Regions from separate parts of the Homo sapiens genome. Here region 2 is linked to region 1. Evidence: chromatin contacts called from ENCODE Hi-C or POLR2A ChIA-PET data. All regions are on one chromosome and are shown on one strand. The core of a region is the stretch at or near the end of the contact, and the rest is flanking DNA. Distances in the headings are between cores, read along the strand shown. Region 1 has its middle 65 kb from the start of NAV2-AS5. Region 2 has its middle 120 kb from the start of E2F8.

What was found. Hi-C counts contacts between places; a loop is a spot of excess contacts on that map. ChIA-PET counts read pairs that join two places held with the same protein, here RNA polymerase II (POLR2A). Pooled maps may share reads with other maps.
Region 2: a loop to region 1 is called in a map of endothelial cell of umbilical vein, with 4 times the contacts of the local background. The contact joins two enhancer-like sites. A Hi-C loop is called at or near these places in 8 of 168 maps with a recorded cell type or tissue (Calu3, MCF 10A, PC-3 and 5 more), 1 of 37 single-sample maps with no recorded cell type and 7 of 50 pooled maps. POLR2A ChIA-PET finds 5 or more read pairs at or near these places in 4 of 52 experiments (Caco-2, MCF 10A, Panc1 and 1 more).

The regions. Positions count from the first base shown.
Region 1 is chr11:19,439,354-19,444,903 of GRCh38, reverse strand. It overlaps a transcript of NAV2 not described here. Among named protein-coding and RNA genes, the nearest start is that of NAV2-AS5, 65 kb to the left of the region's middle. RefSeq lists enhancers at 2,313-2,402, 1,814-3,013. Within about 2 kb of position 2,548, at least 8 of the 41 ENCODE cell types and tissues checked have a DNase peak (open chromatin) inside an H3K27ac peak, as active enhancers do; they include PC-9 and endothelial cell of umbilical vein, where a contact is called at or near this core.
Region 2 is chr11:19,362,353-19,367,902 of GRCh38, reverse strand. It overlaps a transcript of NAV2 not described here. Among named protein-coding and RNA genes, the nearest start is that of E2F8, 120 kb to the right of the region's middle. Within about 2 kb of position 2,027, at least 2 of the 41 ENCODE cell types and tissues checked have a DNase peak (open chromatin) inside an H3K27ac peak, as active enhancers do; they include PC-9 and endothelial cell of umbilical vein, where a contact is called at or near this core.

The DNA.
Region 1 (5,550 bases), core at 1,299-3,798:
CCTATTTATAAAAAAGTTTAAGTAATTCACAGGGCTAAGTGATGGAGTTGGAATTCACATCTAGGCATTCTAACTCCAGAGTCTACACAGTTAACCACTAGAAAAGCCTGAAAACGACCTCTCAGGGGAGATCTTATTCTATATTTTATAATAATTAGTAATAATATAATAATTAGTAATAATAATAATAAAGGAACAACAGCAATAACAATGTAATTATTAAGGTAGTATTAGCTGCTTTAACAGGTAAGATCCAAACTCTTGGTGGTTCAACACAAAGGGAACTCATTCCTTGTTCATACAGAGTTCAATGATAGAGTGAGGGGAGGAGCAGGTGGGCAGTGGGGGGCCGGTTCTACAGCCATTCAGGGATCCAGGCTGATGGTTGCTGCACCATCTTCAGCACATGGTTAAACCACAGCAAGAACATTTTATGAGCCCATCTGGAAGAGGCATTACATCACTTCTATCCACGCTGTATTTGCCAGAACTTAGCCACATGACTTTCCCTAGATGCAAGAAAGGTTGAGGAATGGAGTTCCTGGCTGGGCAGGGCTTCTGAGCAATAACTCTTCACTGTGGAGGGGGAGCCCAAATCTTTGGAGACAGCTAGCCATTTCTACCACAAACAACAATAGCAGCAACCATAAAGATAATAATAAGGGCCAGGCACAGTGGCTCATGCCTGTAATCCCAGCACTTTGGGAAGCCCAGGCAGGCGGATCACAAGGTCAAGAGATGGAGACCATCCTGCCCAAGATGGTGAAACCTCGTCTCTACTAAAAATACAAAAATTAGCCAGTCGTGGTGTCATGGTGGCTGGTGCCTATAGTCCCAGCTACTCAGAAGGCTGAGGCAGGAGAATCACTTGAACCTGGGAAGCAGAGGTTGCAGTGAGCCGAGATTGCGCCACTGCACTCCACTCCAGCTTGGCAACAGAACAAGACTCCGTCTCAAAAAAATAATAATAACGATAATAATAATAATAAGAGGAGTTGTCCCTTATTGAACACTCACTACGCATCTATACTAGGCTCTGTGCTAAGTACTTGATACAATTATATCTACTTTTCTGAACTCTAAAACATAGATGTTATTATGCCTATTTTACAGAGAAGAAAACTGACATTTTAGAAGATGTGAAGAATTTGCTCAATCTCACACACCTATCAAGGGGCAGATCCAAATTCCAAGCCAGATGTCTTAGTCTGGGTCTTGTAGAAAGCAGAGCTTGAGCAGTGTAAACACTCTTTGGGAAGTGCAAGCCCAGGACAGTGAGAAAGAGGAGAGAAGAAAACCCATGTGAAGAAAGGAGCAAAAGGATGCAAAGAGATGCCTTAGTGTGCTGGCCACTGCTTTACCACAAGCTGCTGGCAGATGCAGCAGGTCACCTGACAGGTGTCCTTGCTCAGCATGTGGGACTTTCTGCAAAAGATTTGCAAGGACAAACTGTATCTCAGAGTGGTCCATGGCAGGGAGAGAGAGTGGGGATGCACTGCCCATCTCTTTCAAGTTTCTTCCTTCTCATTGGTCCAACTCCATGGAGAGCTGACTGTATACTTCTCCGTCATTGCAGACCATTGGTGGCCACTGAGAAGGTCAGAAACCATATCCTGCAGTGTAGCATTTCATCCAAGTGTCGCAGTGGAGGAGCAACTCAGCAAGGATAAGGCCTGGCATAGAGGGCATGAAGGCCATGCTGTCCCAGGGCTTCAGCTCAGAGATTCTAGCAAGGATGCTGCCATAGGTGGCAGCAGGACAAGGTAACTGTGACTTCAGGAAGAAGGAAGTGGTATGAGGAATATGATGCCCAAGATTCATGTCTCATTCCCAAAGCTCAAGCTCTTTTTACTACGTTACCTGGCCTCCCTCTCCAGTTAGATCTAAATGTGGGTGTTTCAGACACCTTGATGGGTAGGTAGGGGGACCTCTTTGGGCGGGACTGCATCTCAGATCTTATCCTAAAAGGGACCACATTTCTCCCGATGGTGGAAGGGGCAGCTGAAATTAAAACACCAAAAACACAGGACAATCCACTTCTAAGCTGCTTTAGTCAAGGGAAACAAGCACATTCTTGAAGCTACTGGAAGAGAGAGAATGATACTTTTTATATAGCCTATTGTCACACTTGCTGTAAAGGTTGGGACTCTAGGGCCAAGGCAGCCACAGGGGGACTTGTTTAAGTTTACACAGCCAGTTGGTGGCAGGGTGGAACCAGAGCCCTGGGCCCTTGCTATGATGCCACCATCTCCCAACATCACTGCAGGCTTCTGCAGGCCACCTGAGCCCTGCCCTCTGATCCTGGCCAGCTCTCCCACACCTGGGCTCTCCCAGCAACAGCAGAGAAAGGTCAACTTCTCACATTTGAGAAATGCACCTCCTTTCTAGCCATATCCACCACCAGCGCATGAGTCACCTCTCTGGGGAAAGCCCTCCTCTGTGTTGAGTCATTTCACCTTTGGTTTTGAGTGATTCCAAACCCACAGACGTAATTATCCTTATGTATCAGCCAGCCTTATCACAAGAACTCAGCAACTTGCCTGTGCCGCCAGCAAAAACCAGATAGGAGCGGGAACTGTTTGAAAGCCTCAGGCAATGAGCAGGGGAAATAGGAATGGAGGCCCAGCCTCTTGCCAGGCCAGCCCCCTTTCCTCAACCATTAGGATTTCTGAGAGGGCCTCTGGGATGATGGGGAGGAGGGAGAGTGCAGGTGTGAGTGCACACAGTCTCCCCTCCCCAGGGCCCTCACATTCGGAGCTCCACTCCACTTCCGCCACAGCAGTCCCTGTTTCTAAAACTGGAGATTGCTAGACCAGGAAATGGCAGGCCTGAGCCAGTGGTTCCCAAGCAGCCCTGCCCCGCCTGCCAAGCCATTAGGAGGAGGATTGAGATGATGGGGGAACAGAGCAGGCACAATTAAACCACACGTTGCTATCTTGCAAATGGCATGAGCAATGTGATTTAACAGCTCATTATTAATGGGAAAAATAGATAAGGACCAGGTTCGGTGTCCAGAGGAGAGCTCCCAGACCAAATTGAATACGTGCTAATGCTTGCTTTCAAGCCAGCGGCTGACAGAAGGGTGGATTCCACTCCTGCCCAACTTAGCACCCCCAGCCCCTGGCTCCCTGCTGAAGCCAAGGGAGAAAATGGGCTCCGATAAATTGTCTGCTGCAACCAACATCCTCTCTTTGAGAATAACAACCACAAGAGAAGCACCACATCTGTTGTTTCACAAAATTGGTTAAAAAATAAATAAGAAGTAGCAGCCCACTTACAAGTGCCCACCATAAGACAGAATGAAGGAGTGGGTTGTTTCTAAAAGATTAGGAAGAAATGACGTGCAATGACTTCAGTCTTCTCTGAATCAGATCTCAGTTTCATGCTCTTACTGCTATCTGTACACAGGGCATTGTCAGCCTGTTGAAGGGTGTGTGTGTGTGTGTGTGTGTGTGCGTGTGTGTGTGTGTGTGTCCCAGTGTCCTTTCTTGTACCTCTCCGATCTGTTCTCCTCACAGCAGCCAATGTGATTTGATCACATATCTCTCATGTTTAAAACATTTCAATATCTCACTAGGACTCTTAAGTCAAAAACCAAAATCTCCAACATGGCTGAGAGACCTTGTAGGGGAATCTCCTCCAGGCTCTAGACCCATCCATCTCCAGCCATTCTCCTAGATGATCCCCAGGGTCCAGCCACACTGGCCTTTTGTCCTGCCAAGGCCTTTGCATCGTATTCCTCCCCCGGCATGAGACATTCTTCCCACCTCCTTTTGCCCCTTCTAAACCTAGTTAAACATCAATATCTCAATAAAGGCTTCCTGGGCTTTCTCCTTTATGTGCCCTTCCATCATCCTGTACATCTTCTTTGTATCATGTGCCACAGTTTTAATTACACAATTATTTGTATGGTTAGTTATTTAATGCCTGTTTTCCTCATTACACTGCAAACAATGACAGCAAGGTCAAACTGCATTTTTTCTGTACTGGTTTCTAGACGCTGTGGAAGATTGGCCTACTTAGCGATGGGGCAGAGGTGTTTCAAGATGTTTATCCTGCACAAAGAAAATAATGGGAATAGTTGTTGAGGGAGGGTGAAGGTTAAACCAAGCCTCCATTCATTCATTGAGTTAGTCAATCACCTAGAGTTCACTGAATGCCTAGTCGATGCCAGGAGGTGTGTAGACTGGGCAGTCAGGTTCAACAGTTAACAAGACAGCCATGGCTTGGTATTCTGTGCCCATCTCTCACCCCCTTACCATACTTGACTGCACTTAACCTAACACAGTCAGTACTTTCAGCATCCTCAGTACCAAATAAATGTTCAATGCAAGAATGAATGACTAGAGTTATATAAGACTCCCATGAGACAATCAGCCAGGAGCATAACCTAGCCCCTCTCCTTACCCCGTTCTCAACTTCCCAGACCCACCCTCTATTCCAACCATACCGACCCCAGCAGCTTGGACAATACTAGTTACACCCTTGTACAGGTTACAACCTTTCCCTTTGCCTAACTCCAACTCATCCTGAAGCACTTGGTTTAACCATCACTTCCTTCAGGATGCCTTCCCTGTCCTGACCATCACCACCACCACCACCCTCACTAGACCCAAGACTGACAACTTAAGACTGAGTTGGGATTCTTGCCATGGCTTCCCATAGCACCCACTATCTCCCCTGCTAATTGTCTGTCCTCCCCACTAGACAGTAGCTTCATGCAGACAGCAACCACGTCCATCTGGTATACCAGCCATTTGCCTGACACATAGTAGGCCCTGAAAGATTATTTTTTACGTGTGTGATCGACTAAACATTTGAGTGGCAATTGAACATAAAGAAAGAATGCTTCTATTATCTAGCTTTTAATTATATAACTTCAAATACATGGGCGTTTTGCTGAAGGTCTGGTCAAAAGGGTAAGTTACTTTTAAAAATTGTACTTGTAATTAATTTTTTTAAACCAATTTGTATGTTACTCTCAATATCCCACATTATCCTTGGCTATACCTGCAGCCCTGGGTAATGAGGACTGATGTTCAGAATGAATGGAAGATTAAATCACGCTCAGCGCATGTAAGAAAAATGAATTCTGACATGTTCTAAGGATTTTTAACAAGGGTTGAAACAAAAGAGGATTTCTAATTAACCCTCAGTTACCTAGGAAATTGCATCAGTCACAGTGTTCATTCATAAAAATGTATTTCTTGATCATGTCATGTATGAATGATTAAGGAGCCAAATATGTGAATGAGCACATTGGGACATAGAAAATAAACACAGGTATCATGTTGGGCCTATTACATAGGTTATCCCATCCACAGCTCGCAACCTCTCTGTGAGGTCAATATTATCACTGCCACTTTTTTTTAACTTTTAAATTCAGGGGTACATGTGCAGGTTTGTTACATAAGTAAAATGAATGACTCTTCCTATATCCTTTTTCTAAGGACCGGTGTGATTATGTGGTGCCCATCTGGATGATCCAGGGTAATCTCATTTCAGGAGGTTTGTTGTACAAAATTTCATCACCCAGGTATTAAGCCTAGT
Region 2 (5,550 bases), core at 778-3,277, 76 kb after region 1:
ATGCACATAAGAGTTATTTATTCCAGCTCTGGGGTATAATATAATGATGTCTCCATTAATGCATCTTCTGGGAACTCAGTCCTTGTGAGGATGTCAGCCAAGGATAGAGCCATAAGAAAGCTGCAAGAGCTGTCTTAAATACAAACCCTAAATATTGGGCTTCTCTGGACCTGACTTAGGAGGCATTCTAGTCCTTAGGGCCCACAAGGATGGACATACAACTCAAGCAAGGAATAGCTGCACTCTGGGCCACTGGCAAGGAGACCATCCCAGTGAGAGGCAGAGATGACTCCAAGAGCAGATGGGTGGGAGGATCTAGAGAGCCAGTGGGAGCTCTCTTGAAAACCCCACCACCATGAGCACTTTATACTCTTGGTATTTGCTTATTCACTTATTCATTGTTTGGATGAATAGTTCTTGGAGTACCTACAATGTCCCAGACATAAAACCAGAAATATGAAGATGAGTAAGACTTGGCTTGAATTCTTGAAAAGCTCATTTTCAAGTAGGGGAAACAGACAGGGAAACAGCTTTCCTCAAAACAATGTGAGAAGTGCCACTGTAGAAGTCAGCTCAAGGGGCCTTGGAAGTCAGAGGAAAGGCTCCCAACCCAGTGGGTAAGTGGGAGGCAGAGAAGGTTTCTCAGAAGAGGCAACTCCAATCTGAATCTTAAAGGTGGACAAATAGGTCAGCACAATCACTGTGACGGTTGTTCTTGGCAGAGGGAACCGTGAATCAAATGCTCAGAGGCTGTGAGAACATTGAGAGGCCAGGACATTACAAATGGTGCCACATGACCCAGATTGAGAGCCTGGTGCTGGTTCTCCCACCCTTGTCATGACAATTCTGGGCCTCAGTGTACTTGTCTGCATAATGATGACTCTGGATTAATGACCCAAATACCAAAGAGAATTCATCAGACTTAAGAAAAACTGCTCTCAACAGTCACTAAACAAAAAATGAAGAGCTGACACATCATTAGAATATCATAGCATCTCCTAAACTGCAGCTAGTATACTCTAGCTAGTTACCTATTTAATACTTGAGAGTGGGAGGACGGGGAAGGGACAGCAAGTGGCTGCCATGTGTCCAGATCTCACTATGCACATTCTCAGTGTTTTCTCAGGGTCTCTCAGACAGCCTTGGTGCTCTCTCCTAAACAGAAAAAAAATTCCCTGAAAAGTGCTATTCTCCTCATTTTACAGATGAGGGAACTGAGGCTCACGGAGAGGTGATTTGCATATGGTTCCACTGTAAGAGTTGGATCCAGGATTTTATCTGGGGTCTGTTTAATTCCAGACCCAGCTCTTCCCAGAATCACTCTCTGCCTCTGATCCACCACTGACAGCTCTGGCAGATCCATCCTAGGGATCTGAAGCCTTTCTTCAACTCATCCAGCCACATGCTTCCTCACCCAGGGGCTCCTGGTACCCTTCATCTGCAAACTAGCATCCCAAGGAAAGCTACAGAAAGACAACCCAGCTAGAAGAAGCAAGCAGGAAGCAGGAAGAGCAGCCCTGGCTCTCCTACAGGTGAGAAGAAGCCATCCACACCCTCCTGCCATCCATCCAGAGCTCCAGGCCTAGCAGGGCTCCACAGAGGGGCACAGTCTTTGGGTGCAGCTACTGCCTCTTCTCTCTGGCTAGCATGGGGCTCTTAGGAGCCAGGAGCCACCCTGACATCATGCTTACTGGTAACCTGACCCCTAATGACTGCTCACTCCTCACCCCAGCTGGGCCCATCATGCTGGCTCAGGGGAGAGGTCACCCCTCCAGGGGAAGGGGCCAGGTGGGGCTCTTTTTAGTGGCTGCTGAAATGAGAGATAATTTGGGTTACTGACATCTCCCACAAGAATTCCCCATTCTCAGAGCTGTTTCTAATCCTTCCTCTCTGGCTCCTTCAATAATCAGGCCTACTTTCACTTCTTACTAAAAGGGCAAAGGTGGCTCTCCCTTTGGGCTTTCACTCATTCAGCGAGTTGACAAAGACCAGGAGTTTTCAAAGCACAAGGCTTTGTCCAGATGCTTATTGTTCTAAGAAGATAAACACTTATGAACAAACTATTTAATCACTGACTCATGCACTCTATAAAATGGGTCTAAGTATCAGCAAAACACTAAGTGTATTTAAACCCAATTCTAATAAAGCAGACAGAAGGGAAAACATAAAATATAAAGCCTCTTTAAATACACTGAGTATTTATGCTATGACTCTGAAGGGTAGAAAACAAATCTGAGACTCAATCTCCACCCTCTAGCATCTTAGAGTCTAATTGGGAACAAAATTATTGTAATTACCACTATTACTGCTTCTGGTCAGCACTTACTGAATATTTCCTGTCTAGTAGATACTTGCTAAGTGCTTGTATTTTCTCATTTGATCCTCATACCAAGCCCAGGTTATAACAGCTGTTGATTTCCCCATTTAACAAAGAAGGAAGCTGAGGAACACCGAGGTGAAGTGACTTTCTGAAGGTCACTGAACCAGGACTTTCATCATTTTGACCACAGTGCATGCTGTTAAGCCACAGGTGATTCAGTGAAATGATGTATCGGGTAGGAAAACAGGGAGAGAGCTGAAAGGAGTGAGAGAAGAAAGAATAAGAGGAAAGTGATAGAGAAGGTTTCAAATGGATAGAAATGTGAGATGAATCTTGAATAGTGACTAGGGGTAGATGGTTGGAGAAAACTGGAAAGAATGAGGTGAAGGTAGACAGATTTCATTTCTGTTTCCACTAGGAAAGCCAGTCTTACTGAGATTTGCCCAAACATAAGCTATTGTCTTCTCTGAACTCTATCATCCATATCTGTGAAACTTGGGCTCTAAGCATATCTGGAAAAGAACCTCAGATGGGATCATTTGTCGCTCATTCTTTCCAAAAGGAGGTGAATTTCTTTCCCTCAAAAGAAAGCTCAGATTAATAAAATTTTTCCCAGAGATCTTCCTACAGAAGGTGAACGAACGAAAACCGAAATATTGTTGTATGGGTAAACCTAGCTTTGCATAGTAAACAAATCTGTGAAAAATAACAAGAGTTGACAGTTTTTTGTAAAGTTCTCTAACTAAAAGAATTCCATGATGACATCTTCTGTAAAGCAAATCCCTATTTTATACAGTGGAAAACAGACCCTTAACTCCTTAGATTTGGAGAACTGGATGTTCATGTGTGAATGTGGCTGTTGTACTGCTACCGTGGCATCTGTCTGCTCCAGGTCACTGTATCCCTCTTGCAGTCCTGTGCTCCAATAGTGATGACCCACTGTGTTCAGGGGCTCTAAGCAGACACTGCAGGGGCTCTGGGTAGACATTTCAGGGGACACAAATATGCCAGAACAGGCTAGCAGGAGCTAAAGACCCATTCACATATGACTAGGATCAAAATTGGAAGACAGAGACAGAGGGGGTGACACTGGCTGCTTTCAGAACACCAAGCAAGGATCAGTTGGTTCAAGAGAAAGTCTGGCCACATGTTTGGGAAATAAATAAGTAAGCATCCCTCTGTCAGGAAGGAGAGCTTCCTTTCCTGGGGTGGTAGCAATGGCAGAGCAGATAAGAGAACCAGCTACGGCTTCTGTGATACTGTGATATAATAAGAAATATATATGTAGTTCTCATCACTGATTCCTGGCACACAGCTTCTGAAACCCTTGGAATTTCCTGAGTGATAGGAGTGAAAGGAGCACCTTTTGTTATTCATAACAAGCATTTTTCAAGCATACCTCCGTTTATGTTAAGGAGGTGACTCTTTGGTGGACTTCTGGAAAGGTTCAGGATGGGGGCTGGCTGCCAGAGGATCCAACTATGTGATTAGGGTTGGAACTTTCAGCCCCACCCTCTGGGGAGGGGAGAGGGGCTGGAGATTGAGTTAATCATGCCTGTGTTGTGAAACTTCCATAAAAATCCATAAACCATGAGATTCAGAGAGCTTCCAGGTTGAAGAACACAGGGAAGTGCTGGGCGGGTGGAGGCCCTAGAGAGGCCTGGAAGCTCAATGCCCCTTCCCACACACCTTGCCTTGTGCATCTCTTCCATTTGCCATTTTCCAAGTTATTTCCTGTATAAACCGGTAATAAGCAAACTGTTTTCTTGAGTTCTGTGAGCTATTCTAGCAAATCATCAAACCTGAAGAGAAGGTCTTGGGAACTTTCAGTGAGAGGTACAGGTGGTCTAGACATGCAATTGGCATCTGAAATTGGGGCGGTCTTGTGGGTCTGAGCCCTTAACCTGTGGGCTCTGATGCTAATTCCAGCCAGATAGCATCAGAATTGAATTGAATTGTAGGACACGCAGTCAGAGAATTGGTTGGTGTAGGAAAAGAACAACCCACATTTGGTATCAGAAGTATTCCGTGGATAGAAATGAATCACAATAGCAGAGCTTCAGACATACTTGGGTTTGAATTTCAGTTTCATCACGTATTAGCTGGGGGATATCAGGGAAAACTATTCAACCTAAGTTTTCTCACCTGTAAAATGAGGATGATGATAATAATACCTTTGGAACCAACCCAAATGTTTATCAATAATAGACTGGATAAAGAAAATGTGGCACATGTACACCATGGAATACTATGCAGCCATAAAAAAGGATGAGTTCATGTCCTTTGCAGGGACATGGATGAAGCTGGAAACCATCATTCTCAGCAACCTAACACAGGAACAGAAAGCCACACAACACATGTTCTCACTCACAAGTGGGAGTTGAACAATAAGAACACATGGACATAGGGAGGGGAACATCACACACCAGGGCCTGTCGTGGGGTGGGGGGCTAGGGGAGGGATAACATTAGGAGAAATGCCTCATGTAGGTGATGGGTTGATGGGACCAGCAAACCAGCATGGCACGTGTATACCTATGTAACAAAACTGCACATTCTGCACATGTACCCCAGAATTTAAAGTATAATTTTAAAAAACCCTTCATCATCAGATTGTTGTAAAGACAATAGAACAGTGTCTGATATACAAAACGTGTTCAAACATTAATTGTTGAATGACTGGATGATCAAATGAATGAATTGATAAACAAATAACAACTAATACTGACATAGTACTTAGTAGGTGTCAGGCATGTTTCTAAATGTTATTAACATGTTTAATTCTCAAAATGGCTCTAAATGATAATAATACTATTATTACCCTATGTTATAGATGAAGAAACTGAGGCACAGAGAAGACAACTAAGTTTCTCAGAGTCACATGTCCAAGAAATGGTAGATTTGAATTGCAAACCCAGGTAACTACAGAACCTGTGTTCTTCTCACTATGATGATGGCAGATGGCAAGTGTCCAATAATTAAAGATGTTATCTATTGTTACTATATTATTATTTATGCTACAGAGCAGTGCTTTCCAAACAGGTCTGTGTACTCCTGGTGGTATACAACATTATTTTAGGTGGTACATTGACGAACTTTTAAAAAAGTTAATGATCGTGGTTTTATTTCAATGGGTATTAGAAAAATAAGTAGCTCATCAAAACCCAAGATCTCATTGATATTACCCTTGTGACAAAGCTCAATTTAAAAAAAATGAGTCAATTTAAAGAC